Linked DNA regions of Homo sapiens: region 1 is linked to region 2. A link is an interaction called in ENCODE POLR2A ChIA-PET data of the cell type or tissue named here. Cell type or tissue: GM12878. All regions are shown on one strand. Each heading gives the region's core, and the rest is flanking DNA. Links, peaks and the distances in the headings are about the cores only.

Evidence for each region. ChIA-PET counts read pairs that join two places held together with the same protein. Peaks named below come from ENCODE experiments on the same cell type or tissue, not always from the same donor. Only the 100,000 strongest peaks of a DNase experiment are listed, where the experiment ranks them.
Region 1: POLR2A ChIA-PET joins it to region 2 with 6 read pairs; 2 of 35 experiments call an interaction of 5 or more read pairs at or near these places.

The regions. Positions count from the first base shown.
Region 1 is chr6:149,107,227-149,115,026 of GRCh38, reverse strand. It overlaps the pseudogene LOC729200. Among named protein-coding and RNA genes, the nearest start is that of UST-AS2, 78 kb to the right of the region's middle. RefSeq lists an enhancer at 1,739-1,848. In GM12878, for the core only: no CTCF peak of the experiment used is centred there; no DNase peak of the experiment used is centred there; H3K27ac peaks cover 2,611 bases.
Region 2 is chr6:149,415,654-149,423,453 of GRCh38, reverse strand. No RefSeq gene overlaps it. Among named protein-coding and RNA genes, the nearest start is that of SUMO4, 19 kb to the right of the region's middle. In GM12878, for the core only: no CTCF peak of the experiment used is centred there; a DNase peak (open chromatin) is centred at 3,514.

The DNA of each region.
Region 1 (7,800 bases), core at 1,463-6,462, 310 kb after region 2:
CCATTCTCCAGCCTCAGCCTCCCAAGTAGCTGGGACTACAGGCATCCGCCACCACACCCAGCTAATTTTTTTGTATTTTTAGTAGAGATGGGGTTTCACCGTGTTAGCCAGGATGGTCTCAATCTCCTGACCTTGTGATCCTCCCGCCTCGGCCTCCCAAAGTGCTGGGATTACAGGCATGAGCCACCGCTCCTGGCCTAGAACTGGAACTCTTAACCACTGAGCTATACCAAAGTTTATTATTATTATTTTGGCCCCAAAATTGGGTAACACTGATCCAATCAAAAGACTTCTTAGTTTTTGGCTTATTGAATAAAACTCCTGAAAGTACAATTTCACATACATGTCACCCCGCTTCCCCCAACTGGCTCTCAAAGATAATATCAAAGTGAAATTCTGCATTAGCTTGCTTAGTCCTATTATGGCCTAGTAAATGTTTTTCTATTTTGTTTAGAAGAACTTGTAATCTGGTTCCCACTCTTCTTTCCTTGCATGTTTTACAGAACACATCGTGCTTGCAGAGAGAGCAAACCATGCCTGTCCCTTGTGGAGCCCACAGTGCTATGTGCTTAGTGTGGCAGTTGGGCCAGGAATGAAAACAACTACACCATAGTAACAATCCGTCATTCTGTCCATCTGCTACCCAAGAGGGATCTTAAAATAGTTTCAATTCACCTTTAAAATCCACTGCTCTATGAAGGGCTTGTAACACTTGGCGGCCTTGGAAGCCTGCCTGAGAAACAGGACTGCTATTCGGACTACTGGTGTCCAGCTGTAAGCCTCCTTGGAGGGAAACAAGCCATCCATTCATTGGGCTGTTGTGAAATTTTCCTTCCCCACCAGCCCTCCCAGCCAAGAAGGAGAATACCTGGAGGAATGGCATTCTGAATTTTTGTTCTTCCTAATGTAGGGCCTGAGTTTTTATTTTCTTAATGGCCTACTCTTTTTTTTTCTTCCTGCTTAACCCTCTTCTGCTCCAACTCCCCAACCCTACAGCTTTCCCCTTCTTTTAGCTTTTCTTTCTTCAGCTGAGGGATTGGGTGTGAGTCGAAATTTTATGGTCTAGAATTTCCAAATTGATTCATGGGGTAACTATCCCCAAACCAGCACAGTTTTAATTAGGGTAGGAGTAATGAAATGGGAGACTCCCTGGACCCCTTTGTGGGACTTTCAACAGGGGTGTGGCTTGTTTGCTCTGCCACCACATGCTCAAACCACTTACAGGAGGGGAGCATGCCGGTGAGCAGGTGCCGGAGCCAGGGTGAGCACTTTTGGGCTCTGGCCCCATGGCAGTGTCTACGAGTATTACAGTGCTCTTTCAGCCCTGCTGTCCAGGGATGGCTTAAGTGTTAAACAGCTCAGTGAAGAGTCAGGGTGACAGCCTTTTTGGGATTCTGCACCCAGTGCATCCCAAATTCTTGCCTTGCATCCAGGAAGAATCAGGTTACATGTACTTGAAAGATGGTGAATGCGGGGATTTTACTGGGTGATGGAGGTGGCTCTCAGTGGGATGGGAAGCTGGAGAGGGGATGGAGTGGGAAGATGATCTTCCCCTGGAGTTCAGCCATCCTGAAGCTGATCTCCTCTCCGACTGCCCCCAGCCAAACTCCTCTCAGGTGCTTCCTCTCTTCTCTCATTCTCTGCCATGCCGCTCTGCTGCTCTGCTGCTCTGCCATGCTTCTGCTCGTGGAGCAGATTTTTATGGGTACAGGATGGGGGGTGTGGTGGGCCAGGGTGGTCTTGGAAAAGGCAACAGTTGGGGACAAAAACAGGAATGCCTATTCCCATTTAAGGCCTTGGGTGACCAGGCTTGAGGGTGGGGCCTTTGCTGGGGAACCACCCTCTACTACCCGGTATTTCCTTGCCTCTTGTGCATATCAGTAGTATGAGTGAAGTGAGACCTTCCTGGGCAAACCCAGACATCTGGTCCCTGGGGTTAGCTCTGGCTCCACTGAGCAGCACCAAAGAGCATGGAGATGCTCAGCATGTGGCAGCTGGAGAGAACAGCATCACCCTTTGTTGGCTCCTGGTTCTGGTGCCTAATTGTGTTCTAGATCTCGACAGGGCACGGCCAGTGGGGATTAAAACAGGACAGAAGATTCTCCTTTTTGCTATTTCCATTTTTTTAAAGGTTGCATTCTCAATATTCTAGTAGTCTAGCCTATCAGATCTCTGTGTGAATTTGAAAGTTAGATCGCAAAATTTCAGTCTCACACATTTTTTTTTCCATTTTAATTTTCGTTTAGGCTGTGAAACCTAGCTTAAAATAAACTTAGAGTAGTTTTTGTTTCTTACGGGAGATGGCATAGGCCTTAGATTATTTACTGTCTCTTTCTGAAGAATTTAACGCAAACATGGATATCAGACCAAATCATACAATTTATATCAACAATATGAATGACAAAATTAAAAAGGAAGAATTGAAGAGATGCCTATATGCCCTGTTTTCTCAGTTTGGTCATGTGGTGGACTTTGTGGCTTTAAAGACCATGAAGATGAGGGGCAGGGCTTTGTCATATTTAAGGAACTGGGCTCATCCACAAATGCTTAGAGACAGTCACAAGGATTTCCATTTTATGGTAAACCAATGCGAATACATATGCAAAAACAGATTTGGATATAATATCTGAAATGTGTGGCACTTTTGCTGACAAAGAAAAGAAAAAAGCCAAAACTGTGGAACAGACTGCAACAACCACAAACAAAAGGCCTGGCTAGGGAACTCCAAATTCAGCTAGTACCCAAGGAAATTCAACACCAAATCCTCAGGTCCTCGATTACCCTCCAAACTATATTTTATTCCTTAATAACTTACCAGAAGAGACTAATGAGATGATGTTATCCATGCTGTTTAATCAGTTCCCTGGCTTCAAGGAAGTATGTCTAGTACCAGGGAGGCATGACATTGCTTTTGTTGAATTTGAAAATGATGGGAAGGCTGGAGCTGCCAGGGATGCTTTACAGGGATTTAAGATCACAACATCCCATGCTATGAAGATCACCTATGCCAAGAAATAAAATTTGGGAGAGTCATCTTTAAAGGACTTGGTGTTATTTATAGTGTTTGTTTTGCTAACATTTGGTTGGGTCATTGTAATAGAGATTAGGGGAAGTGAAAGTGAAATTTTTGTGAAGGACTTAAATTATCTAGTATTTCTTTAGCCTTGGTGAATTATGAAATACGAAGGCCTTAATTTTGTACAATAAACTTTGATTTGTATTCTGTGAAAAATAAATAAATAAACTTAGAGCTACGCTTCATATGCATTCTCTGGGGATAATGCTATCAGATCAAGAATATCTTAGAGGTGTAATTGCATATATTCTCACTTGTCACCCACACCAAAGCCATGAGGTAGGTGGCACAGTTGAATCATTTTTGAACATAGAACATGCCATTTTGATTTAAAATCAAATTATGGCAACTAGAGCTGGGCATGGTGGCTCATGCTTGTAATCCCAACATCTTTGGAGGCCGAGGTGGGAGGATCACTTGAGTCCAAGAGTTCAAGACCAGCCTGGGCAACATAGAGAGACCCTTGTCTCTACAGAAAAAGAAAAAATTAGCTATGCATGGTGGCACAGCTGTAGTCCTAGCTACTTGGGAGTTGGAGGTAGGCGGATGGCTTGAGCTCAGAAGGTTGAGGCTGCAGTAAGTTGTGATCGTGCCACTGAACTCCAGCCTGGGCAACAGAACAAGACCTTGTCTCAAAAAAAGAAAAACAAAACAAAAACAAAAAACAAACAAAAACCAATAAATTGTGGCAACTAGGAAGAAAAAGGGTATGGAGAATCAATACCATTAAACATAGTCTCACTGATGACTTTTTTCCATACTTTTGGTTGAAGTATAAACATATAGATATATCATTCTAAAACCTACCATTTGTTAGGTGTTTTTTGTTCTGAGTAATCATAGCAAGCAGTTATGTTTGCAACCAACAGCCATTTGCACCTGTGCCCCCTGAGTCCCCTGTCCAGAGCCTCACCAGCAGAGCCACCTGTATTTAATACTGAAAACACTAGCTTTCCCAGCTCCCCTTATTGCCATCAGCATCTAGTTAAATCCCGGTGAATTAAACCAGAATGAAAGTCTTCCCTGGAGCTTCTGGAAAAAACCTTCTTCTTTAGTTAAAAGATCTATGCAAGGGAAAATTAGTGCCTCTTCCTTTTGGATAGAGACTGAGCTGCAGCAGTTCTCTTGCAACCTCGAAGGGACAATCCTGAGGATAAATGACAACTCACTGAAGGTAGCCGAGCAGAAAGATGACAGTCACCTGGGTTCTTTTCCACCTCATTAAGCCACTAAGCCAACACTGAAAATACCTACCTCTGGGCTTCTTGTTTTATGAGAAAACTAACATCTTTATTTTTCAAACCACATTTAGCATGATGTTACTTGCATCTAAAAGCATCCTTAATGATTCACCATATAAATGGTGTTGCTGTAGTTCACTGTCAGACTTAATTTCCTTTTTATAGGAAACTTTTTGTAACATTTCTTTTAATCTCTTGAAATTAAACATCTAGGTAACAAAACTTCTAAACATAATTTTGAAATTCAATAGAATATTCTTACTGGAATATAAATGAGAAATGTTAAAAAATAATTTTAAAGAGGAATATACATTTAAATATGTAAATGCTTGGGTACAACTACAACAGATGACATGATAAAGTAGTCAGAGCTTGCATACCTATGTAGAATCACTGAATATAATGGTTCTCACATGTAGCATGATACAGGTGTGCTTCGCCGCTGGCTCAAATCCCAACAGAGGTGTAGACATTAGCATTGAGATTTTTCAAAAGGTGAACAGCTCTTGGTAAAGTTCCAACCAAACAATCTACAATCTCACATGGACTTATGTGGTAGCTGCATTTTTGGAAAATTCAGTGTACCTTAAGAACTGTACAAAAATTACTTTGTAACACAGAGTTAGGATCCAGAATCACAGATCTATAAATATGTTTTCACCTACATGAATATCTGATGGTACAATTGGGAGTCATGTGAGACTTTGGACAATTCTTTGCAATGCAGAATTAGCCTAGACATTGCAACATGTCTGGTGTCTCACCCAATAAACATTGACGGTGGCCCCCTGATTATTGTGACAACCAAAACTTGCCCCCATAGGTTTAGAAAGCATCCTCTGGGGACAGTCCTGCAACCGTCTCCCTCACCACAGAGGACAATATCCTGGGGCAGGCACTCTTGGTTGTTTGCTCTGCATAGATGTCAGAAGCACTCCTTATTTCTGACTCTGCAAGTCTTAGACATGCTTCCATGGGTGGGTAGGTGGAGGGAAAGTACAGAAGCAAATGGTGGATTGCTTAGGATCGGTGCTATTACTGTATTTCAAGAGTCACTGGTTCATTGCTTTCTCGGTTTGTGTGCATTTTTTTCAAGGGATCCCCACTATGTGCAAGGAATGATGGTAGACACAGAGTTGACTAAGATTTCCTTCCTGCCCTCAGGGAGGTAGAAGACTAAAATAGAAGCAGAGAAAAGTATCAAATTTTAAGATGGCGCAGGTGTTCTTAGCCTGAGGTCCCAGAAATGTGCTTCAGGGGATCCTCTAAAACTCTTGAAATTACAGACAACAATGCATGTGTGTGTGTGTGTGTGTGTGTGTGTGTGTGTGTGTGTATTTTTGAATAAAGGGTGTATAGATTTAATCACATTCTCAAAGAACTCCAAGACACAATAAAGGTTACAGCTGATGCACAGGGCAGGCTGATACACAGGTGGCAGCCTATCTGATGGATTTTTGGAAGTTGCCCTCTGCTCCAAATATCTCTTTTACTCACATTTCTTTCACTGAACTTCTACCAATAGAGATTCATTCTAATGAATGGATAGTTAGCATGGATCTCTCCAACACTGATGCTCCAACAACTTTCAAGAAATGTCTATTGAGCTTCTGCTGAGTAGCAGGCACTGAACTAAGGACCAGGGATGCAGCAGTGAACAGAATGGAGCTCACAGCCTGGTGAAGGAGCTGGAGTAGGAGCAATATGCAGATACAGGGAGCACTGAGGGGCAACTTGACCCCAAGGCAGTGGAGAGGTTCTCAGGAAGAGATAAGCGATCCTGGGCTGTGCTGATGTAGCTTGAGTAACAGCTAGCCGTCTTGTGTGAACAGAGGGTCCCAGTCCATGAGGACACTGCCTTGGGCCTGAGGACACTGCTTTGGGCCTGTGGACGTGGGCAGGCTGCTGAGGTGGGAGGTGGAAAGCCTCTTACAGCATGGGGCCTCAGCTGTGCCTCAGTTTTGCTTGGGTTGGCCTCTGGGGGAACAGGGGGCCTTGCAGGATGACCCTGATAGCATAATCTGCGTTTTGGTGTGCATTTAAGATTCCAGTTCACATGGGCTTCTAGTCATATGTCGCAAGAGTGTTTGTAAAGCAGACTGCAGACTCTCTGGGATTGAAGGGTGAAGTGGGAGGGAGGTTTATAACCTGGAAACTATGTGCTGACTGTGGCCCTGTTGAGATGCAGTGTGGTTTCTATGGGGTTCCTTCTGGACCTCATACATTTCAGTTTCCCCTGGAACAAGGCCTTTGCTGAGAAAGAAAACATACATTGGCCATGAAAATGCAGAAGCGCTCCATGGGTTGCTCCAAGCAGCTCTCTAAGCAGAGGCTTAACTTGTCCTGAGGCCATCTTGTCTTTGGAAACTCTAACCAAGCAAAACACATATCTTTTTATGCCTTTCCTTTCTTTACACAGACATTGACTAAAAAGGAGCAGGAATAACTGCCAATTCAGTAGGCTCCTTGCTCTTTTGTGCATTTTAAAGGCATTTGGTGTTTGGGATTTGGAAGAAAATCATGAGAACTGAGAAGCTCTGGCTGTCTTGGCGGGAAGCAGGCTCATTGTTTGCAGAGAGAGCTGGTTTCCATGGTTTTGGACTATAGACAGCTGCGTTTTTGTTTTTTGTTTTTTTTTAAAGAGTAGTTTCTACTTGCAATTGGATCTAATAAATAGTCAAGGTAGCCAGTCTCCCAACAGCAAAAGGTCTTTGAGTTATTTGGAAACACCCTAGTATGTTATCATTCACGACCAACTGTACCTGGTTTTTAGTTATTAAAAGTCATGCATTCTCTCAGGATAGGGCCTGTTTGGCCCAAATTCTGCTTTATCGAGGGCAGCCAATTATATTTCAGGCTTAACGTTCTAGTCTTAAAAGTGAACACATTCCTTTCTTTTAAACGACAGGAGACTTGGGATGGTCTGGGATAGGAACGCAGGGTGGGGACCTGCAGTCCTGCAGGCCTGAGAGGCAAGTGCTGGAGCTGAGGCCATGGGAGGCTCATGGTTTCCCCTCCTCCCCTAAGCCCGCTGGCACAGCAACCATATGGTGCACTGTAGGGAAACCAACAAGTGAAAAGTGGCCATTTTACTTCTGTCACTGAAGTAGGACACTGGACAAACTTTTGCTTCTTTTTTTCATGACCTATAAAGAAGAACAAATTAAACTAAAATGAAAATAACATTTTTCAGCCAGGTGCAGTGGCTCATGCCTATAATTTCAGCACTTTGGGAGGCCAAGGCAGGCAGATCACTTGAGGTCAGGAGTGCAAGACTGGCCTGTGGTGAAACCCCATCTCTACTAAAAATGCATCTCATGCTGAGGCATGAGAATCGCTTGAACCCGGGAGGTAGAGGCTGCAGTGAGCTGAGATGGTGCCACTGCACTCCAACCTGGGTGACAGAGCAAGACTTCATCTCAAAAAAAAAAAAAAGAAAAAAGAAATAACTTTTTTTTTTAATTGGGACACTGACTTGGAATT
Region 2 (7,800 bases), core at 1,140-6,139:
GAGTCGTGGCCCAAAGCTGTTACTTCCCATTTCCCTTTCCACCCCACCTCAACAACAGCGGCAACATCACAGACAAAATCAGTACCGAGGGCCTGAAAAGCTGATTTTTTTTTTTTTAGCATTTAGCAACATCCCTTGACTAATGAGTGTCTTTATCATATCACAAAAAGCAGAAGCCAGGAAAGCATTACGGTTTTAGGTGTATAGTTTTTAAGTAACGTTCCCTTGCATTTATTTTTTGTTTGTTATTGAGACAGGGTCTCAGTCTATCACTCAGGCTGGAGTGCAGTGGCATGATCATGGCTCACTGCAGCCTCAAACTCCCAGGCTCAAGGGATCGTCCCACGTTCAGCCTCCTGAGCAGCTGGGATGACAGGTGCGTCACCACACCTGGCTGATTAAATTTTTTTTTTTTTTTGGTACAGATGGGGTGCTGCCCACGCTGGTCTCAAACTCCTGGCCTCAAGCGATCCTCCCTCCTTGGCCTCTCAGTGTTGCGGTTATAGGCATAAGCCAACACACCTGCCTCCCTCTCATTTCAGAATTTTATTTATTCTTCTGGATTTGAGCACATGCTACTAAAGAGGGAATCTACAACGAAAATAAAGCAAGACCACTCTCAAAGCACATGGTAGCACATGGAGCAGGGTCTTCAGTGCACAGAGGGCCTCACAGCTAGTCCAGGCCCAGGGGAGCCAGGACGGTAGGTGAACACAGGGGTCTTTGTGTCTTGTTCACTGCGGTATCCCCAGAACCCAGGCCATGCTTGGCACATGGGACAGCACTCTGAGTGAAGCAAATAAAAATAAGATTTCTAAATCAAGGCTTAACTGTGGAAAGCAGAGGTGTCTGATAGTTGTCTGGGATTTGTTAGGCAGCATAAGATGCTACATAGTGAATGTGACCAGAGTTAGTTTTATATAAAAGAGAATCACTGGACATACAGTCAGTCAGCCCTCTGGATCTGCGGATTCTGCATATGTGGATCAAACATATTAGGAAGACAAACATATTAGGAAAAAAATACAATAACAGAAAAAAAGCCAGGTGTGGTGACTCATGCCTGTAATTCCAGCACTTTGCGGGAGGCTGAGGTGGGAGGATTGCTTGAGGCCAGGAGTTCGAGACCAGCCAGGGCAGCACAGGGAGACTGCACCACTGCAAAAAATGAAAAAAATTAGCCGGCGTGGTAGCATGCACCTGTGGTCCCAGCTACTTGGGAGGCTGAGGTGGGAGGATCACTTGAGCTGGGGAAATCGAAGCTGCAGGGAGCCATGATCATGCTACTGCACTGCAGCCCGGGTGACAGAGCAAGACCCCATCTCACAAAACAAAACAAAACAAAACAAATAAAGGCCAATACAGCATAACAACTATTTACAGAGCATTTCCATTGTATTGGGTATTCTAGGTAGTCTAGAGCTGATTTAAAGTGCAGGGGAGGATGGGCATAGGTTATATGCAAATACACCACCATTTTATATCAGGAACTTGAGCATCCGAGGGTTTGGTATCCATGGAGGTCCTGGAATAAAACCTCTGTGGATTCCGAGGGATGAGTGAATATTTTAATGGAAAAGATACTTGAAAATAGAACTAGAGGTGGGCAGCTCCCTGGAGAACATCTCTTTAATCCAAGCTGTGAGGAGGCCAGAGGCCATGCCTGCAGGACTTCCATCCCTGACGCTGGTGTCCCTTTATCGACCATCAAATGGTGGTTGCATGGGAGTGTGGGCACCATTAGGACAAGGCAGCTCTTTCCTACCTCAAAACAGTGATCCTCAGCAAGGACCGGAAGACCAAAGTACCAGGATGGCACGGATCTTGGTGTACATACGGCAACATTCACTTGGACACTGTCAGTGGGTCACACTGAGCCCCCTGAAAGAAAATGATGACAACACAATGCTCCTAACACAGGGTGACCACAAGCAGTTATCTTTCTCAGCATTAATTCAGTAGTGTTATGGTTGGAGAAGAAAACCATGCAGCTATGTGGTGATATATTATAGAGGAATTGGCATATATATTACTAGTATAAAGTGAGTTTTAAATAAAACCGAAGTTAGCAACAGTATGGGTAATGGAAACTATCACACAGGAGGGCATCTCGTAGCTTTGGCTTTAGATATGACGAGGTTCTGTTTCACATCTGATCATTACTAAGGGAGTACCTCGTGGGTAGCTTGTTTTGTGTTCTGCTTTTCCTCTCGTTTGTCTTTCTCATGGATGTAAACACAGTAAATGTTTCTTCTCCTAAATATTTTTAAAAACATTATTTTTATTAATTTTTTTGAGACAGGGTCTCACTCTGTCACCCAGGCTGGAGTGCAAAGGTGCAATCTCAGCTCACTGCAGCCTTGACCTCCCTGTTCTTAAGCAATCCTCGTGCCTAAACCTCCTGAATAGCTGGGACTACAGGTGTACAGGTACACTATGCCTGGCTAATTTTTTTTTCTTTCTTTTTTTTTTTTTGTAGAGATGAGGTCCCACTATATGGCCCAGGCTGGTATTTGTTCCTTTTTACTGCTGAGTAGCATTCCAGTCTGTAGACACACAAGCACCTGTTTCTCCATCCACTATTGATGAACATTTGGGTGGTTTCCAGGTTTTGGCCACTATGAATAAAGCTTCTCTCAACATTTAAGTCTTTATATGGACTTATTTCTTCATTCCTCTTGGGGAGATTATCCCCAAACTTTTCATGGCTAATTTTTGCCCATTTCTTTAAGTACACTCTTACTTGTCCTCCACAGAATGTATGTTTTCCATCTTATCTTCTCCAGCTTTTAGCCAAACAAGGTTACCTGCAGATCCCTATATCACCCCTAGAGTTTCTAAACTCCACCATGGCTCACACTGTTTCCTGTGTCTGGAATGTTTCCCCCTCTGTCAGAGTCTCACCCACCATTTCAGTCTCATCTCAAAAGCCTCCTTTTCATTAATTGTCCCTGACTCAACCACAAGAAATTGTCTCTCTTCACTGAACTTTGTAGCTTTTTGTACAGCACCTGTCCACAGTTAATCTCATTATTAATAAGTGGTAGTTACGTTCTATAAAGTCTCCACAAACACTGATTTAGCAAAGAGTGAACAGCGACTTGCTCCTAGAGGAAACGCAGGGTTAGGTTCCCACGAGCTTCTGCCCACGATATTTTCACCAGCCCATCAATACATGGCCTAGTTTTACGTGTTTCTGTTTCAAGACACTTTATTCATGAACACTGAACTCATAACCAACAGGGCTACAGCTCGCGCATGAACAAAGCTCTCTGACACATGTATTTTCTCGCTAAGGCCCATCCTGGCATTCTTGGGCTTAGAACACTCGACAGCATTTCCGCACAATGTTGAGGGCATTTTAAATGGCAAAATCACCAATACAAATGCAAAAAACATATCCCTAAATAGACTGCAGAAAGGACACTTGGTTCACAGTACAGGAGCTGACACAAGAGGCAGACCATTGTGTAGCTTGACCTGAGATGGGAATATGACCATTGGGTGACTCAAGTTTGTCACTGTTCTACCCATATCTGCAAAGGACTATGAAAGTGCCATGACCATTTTTAGTGAATAGGGAAATTCACAAACGAATCCACAGATAATGATTGACTGTACTTGCATGCTTATTTCTCCTTTATAAGCTCTAAGGTGGTGACTGTCTCTCGTGTCATCAAACACACTGCCTGACCTATGGCAGGAATGTGATACTGAAAAGCATTTGGGGAAAATCATAGAAAAATTAAGCTAGACCCTGTCATCAAATTCATAACGTAACAAAATTTGTTGCCCACCTACTATGTGCCAGACCTAAGCTGGAAGCAGGGTATAAAGCAGTGAAGAAAATGAGAGAATGTGGCTAAGATTAGGAAGACTAGCAAAAGGAGGAAGTAGCAAATTCAAAATGTGAAATTTTTGAAATATAAAGATGATTGTGCAGATTGAGAACTGAGAAATTACTATTGCTACCTTAGCACAAACTGGAATCAAAAGGACAAAATGACAGTTGGCCTAAGGTTTTCAGTGAGTACTACTTATTCTTTACTCGTTTCCAAATTTGGGAGCCCCTTGTTTCTTGTAATGTGAAGCCAGTAGTTACCTGTTAACTGTTAGCATATTAATAATAAACAGAGGCCAGGCGCAGTGGCTCATGCCTGTAATCCCAGCACTTTGGGAGGCCGAGGTGGGCGGATCACTTAAGGTCACGTGTTCAAGATCAGTCTGGCCAACATGGTGAAACCCCGTCTCTACTAAAATACAAAAATTAGCTGGGCATGATGGCAGGTGCCTGTAATCCTAGCTACTCAAGAGGCTGAGACAGGAGAATCGCTTGAACCCAGAAGACAGTGGTTGCAGTGGGCCGAGATCGCGCCACTGCACTCCAGTCTGGGTGGCTGAGCTAGACTCTGTCTCAAAACAAAAACAAAACAAAACATAATAAACAGTAGAAAAGAAAGAGATTATGGTTAATAAAGAGAGCAATACAGGTGGAAGTTTAAAAATCTTTGCTGTGTGTTTTTGTCATTCGATATTGAATATAATCATGCTTTGAGATACTTCATAACAAAAATCACCTATTATCATTCACTGGAATGGAAACTGCATATATTGCTTCTCATTCATTACCTTAGCAGAGCTTGGTTGTCTGGGTTAGCAAATTGGTGTTCTAAGATGTGTATGCTGTTTTATTACAAAAAGAATTTGGCAGTTCAGCAAAAGGGCACGTGAAAGACTTGTGTTAAAAACCAAAAGGTAGTAGTTAAGACTTCAATTCAGATTAATAAAATGTGGGCTTGTTTCATGTCACTCACTCTCAGGCAATGTGTTGGCTATCAGACCCAGTGGAGTTTAACCAGTGAGAGTCCCTGCTCTCTGCTGCTCATCGTTTAGTCAGAAGCCTGTCTCTTCACCTTTCTTGGGAAAGAATAAGACAGGATTTTTACATACTTTGCATTTAATTTTCTTCTTTCTTTCCTCTTCTCTTGACCAGTGTTCTCCAGAAAAATATTCTCCCATGTCCCTCTGCTTCAATTTTGAAGAAAAACAAAAAAGGACATTCATTATGTCTAAGAAGAAGCCACTCAAACACTTTGGTCCATGAAAAAGCAAACTTTAAAATTTGAAGTAAAGTTAGATGTAACAGAGGCCTCAGGTTGAAATGCCAATTTCTGAATTTTCCAGAATATCCACAAAGATCTCTACTTCTTCATCCCCCTCTGGCACCACACAGAAGATACCAGAAACATTATTTTTGGGTTTCATTGTTACATTTATCTATCCCAATAGTATGATTGTGCCTTATTTCAGTTTTCCAAATGCAAAGCGTTCCAGCTAATTAGTGGGCTGGCCTGGGAACCTACTGCTTCTAATACTAGTTCTAGGGGAAAATACATACTACATTCAAAATGGCTGTACCCACTGGTTAACTTGAATAAATGTTAGAAATTAACTTGGCCTTCATGTTAAGAGTCGTTATCATCAAGTCTGGGTGCGGTGGGGCACGTTTGTAGTCCCAGCTACTTGGGAGGCTGAGGTGGGAGAATAGCTTGAGCCTAGAAGTCCAGGATGGGCAAAACAGTGATACCCTATCTTAAATAAAAAAAGAATCATCATCAACTACTGACCTTTTGCCATGTATGAAGTTATTTGCTATGGGGACACAAAGACACACCTGTCCTGACAGTCATACCTTGGAGATATTGCAGGTTTGGTTCCAGACCACCATAATAAGGTGGGTATCACAATACAGTCAGTCACATGAATTTTTTGGTTTCCCAGTGCACATAAAATTGTTTACACTATTCTGCAGCCTATTAAGTGTGCAATAGCATTATGTCTAAAAACAAAATGTACATTCCTTAATTAAAAATACTTTATTGCTAAGAAATGTTAACAATCATCTGAGCCTTCAGCAAGTCATAATCTTCTTGCTGGTGGAGGGTCTTGATGGCCGCTGATTGATCAGGGTGATGGCTGCTGACCGATCAGGGTGGTGGCTGCTGAAGGATGGGGTGACTGGGGCAATTTCTTAAAATAAGACAACAATGAAGCTGGCTGCATCGACTGACTCTTTCTTTCATGAAAGATTTCTCTGTAGAATGTGATGCTGTTTGGTAGCATTTTACCCACAGTAACGTGGAGTCAATCCTCTCAAACCCTGTGGCTGCTTATCAACTAAGTTTATGTAATATCCTAAATCCTTTGTTGTCATTTCAATAGCGTTCACAGCATCTTCGTCAGGAGGAGATTCCATCTCAAGATACCACTTTTTCTCGTCCATAAACAGCAACTCTTTATTTGTTCAACTTTGATCATGAGAGTGCAATTCAGTCCCATCTTCATGCTCCACTGTTAATTCTAGTTCTCTTGCTATTTCCACACCTGCGGTGACTTCCTCCACTGAAGTCTTGAACCCCTCAAAGTCATCCACGAGGGTTGAAATCAACTGCTTTCAAACTCCTATTAGTGTTGATATTTTGACCTCCTCCCATGAATCATGAATGTTCTTAATGTCATCTAAAATGGTGAATTCTTCCCAGGTTTTCAGTTTACTCTACCCAGATCCATTAGAGGAATCACTATCAATGGCAGCTATAGCCTTATGAAATGTATTTCTTAAGTGATAAAGACTTCAAAGTCTAAATTATTCCTTCATCCACAGGCTGCAAAATGGATATATTAGCAGGCATGAAAACAGAAATCTCCTTATACAACTCCCTCAGAGCTCTTGGGTGACCAAGTGCATTGTCAATGAACAGTAATATTTTGAAAGAAATCTTTTTTTTTTTTTTTTTTTTTTCTGAGCAGTAAGTCTCAACAGTCAGCTTAAAATATTCAGTAAACCAAGCTATAAACAGATGTGCTGCCATCCAGGCTCTGTTGTTCCATTTCTAGAGCACAGACAGCGTATATTTAGCATAACTCTTAAGAGCCCTAGGATTTTTGGAATGGTCAATGTGCATTGGCTTCAACTTCAAGTCACCAGCTGCATTAGCCCCTAACAAGAGTCAGCCTGTCCTTTGAAGCCAGGCACTGATCTCTCTTCTCTATCTATGAAAGTCCTGGAGGGCATCTCGACACCTTCTTCCACTCGAAGGCTGTTTCATCTACATGGAAAATCTGTTTCATGTAGCCACATTATCTTAGTTTGATCTTCTGGATAACTTGATGCAGCTTCTATATTGGCACTTACTGCTTCACCTGCCACTTTTATGTTATGAAGATGGCTTCTTTCTGTAAATCTCATGAACCAACTTCTGTTATTGTCAAACTTTTCTTCTGCAGCTTCCTCACTTGTCTCATAGAATTGAAGAGTGTTAGAGCCTTCCTCTGGATTAAGCCTTGGCCTACGGGAATGTTGTGGCTGGTTTGACTTTCTATCCAGGTGATTAAAACTCTTCATATCAGCAATAGGCTGCTTCACTTTCTTATCACTTGTGTTCACTGAAGTAGCACTATTAATTTCCTTTGAGAACTTTTCCTTTGTATTCACAACATGGCTGTTCGGTGTAAGAGGCCTAGTTGTCAGGCTATCTTGGCTTTCAACATGCCTTCCTCACTAAGCTTAACCATTTCTGGTTTTTGATTTAATATGAGCGATGTGTGACTTTTTCTTTCACTTAAGGTTAGAAGCCACTGTAGGGTTATCAATTGGCCTAATTTCAATATTGTTGTGTCTCAGGGAATAGGAGGCCCAAGAAAAGGGAGAAAGACAGGGGAATGACTGGTTGGTGAACAGTCAGAACACACACACTGGCCGGGCGTGGTGGCTCGCACCTGTAATCCCAGCACTTTGGG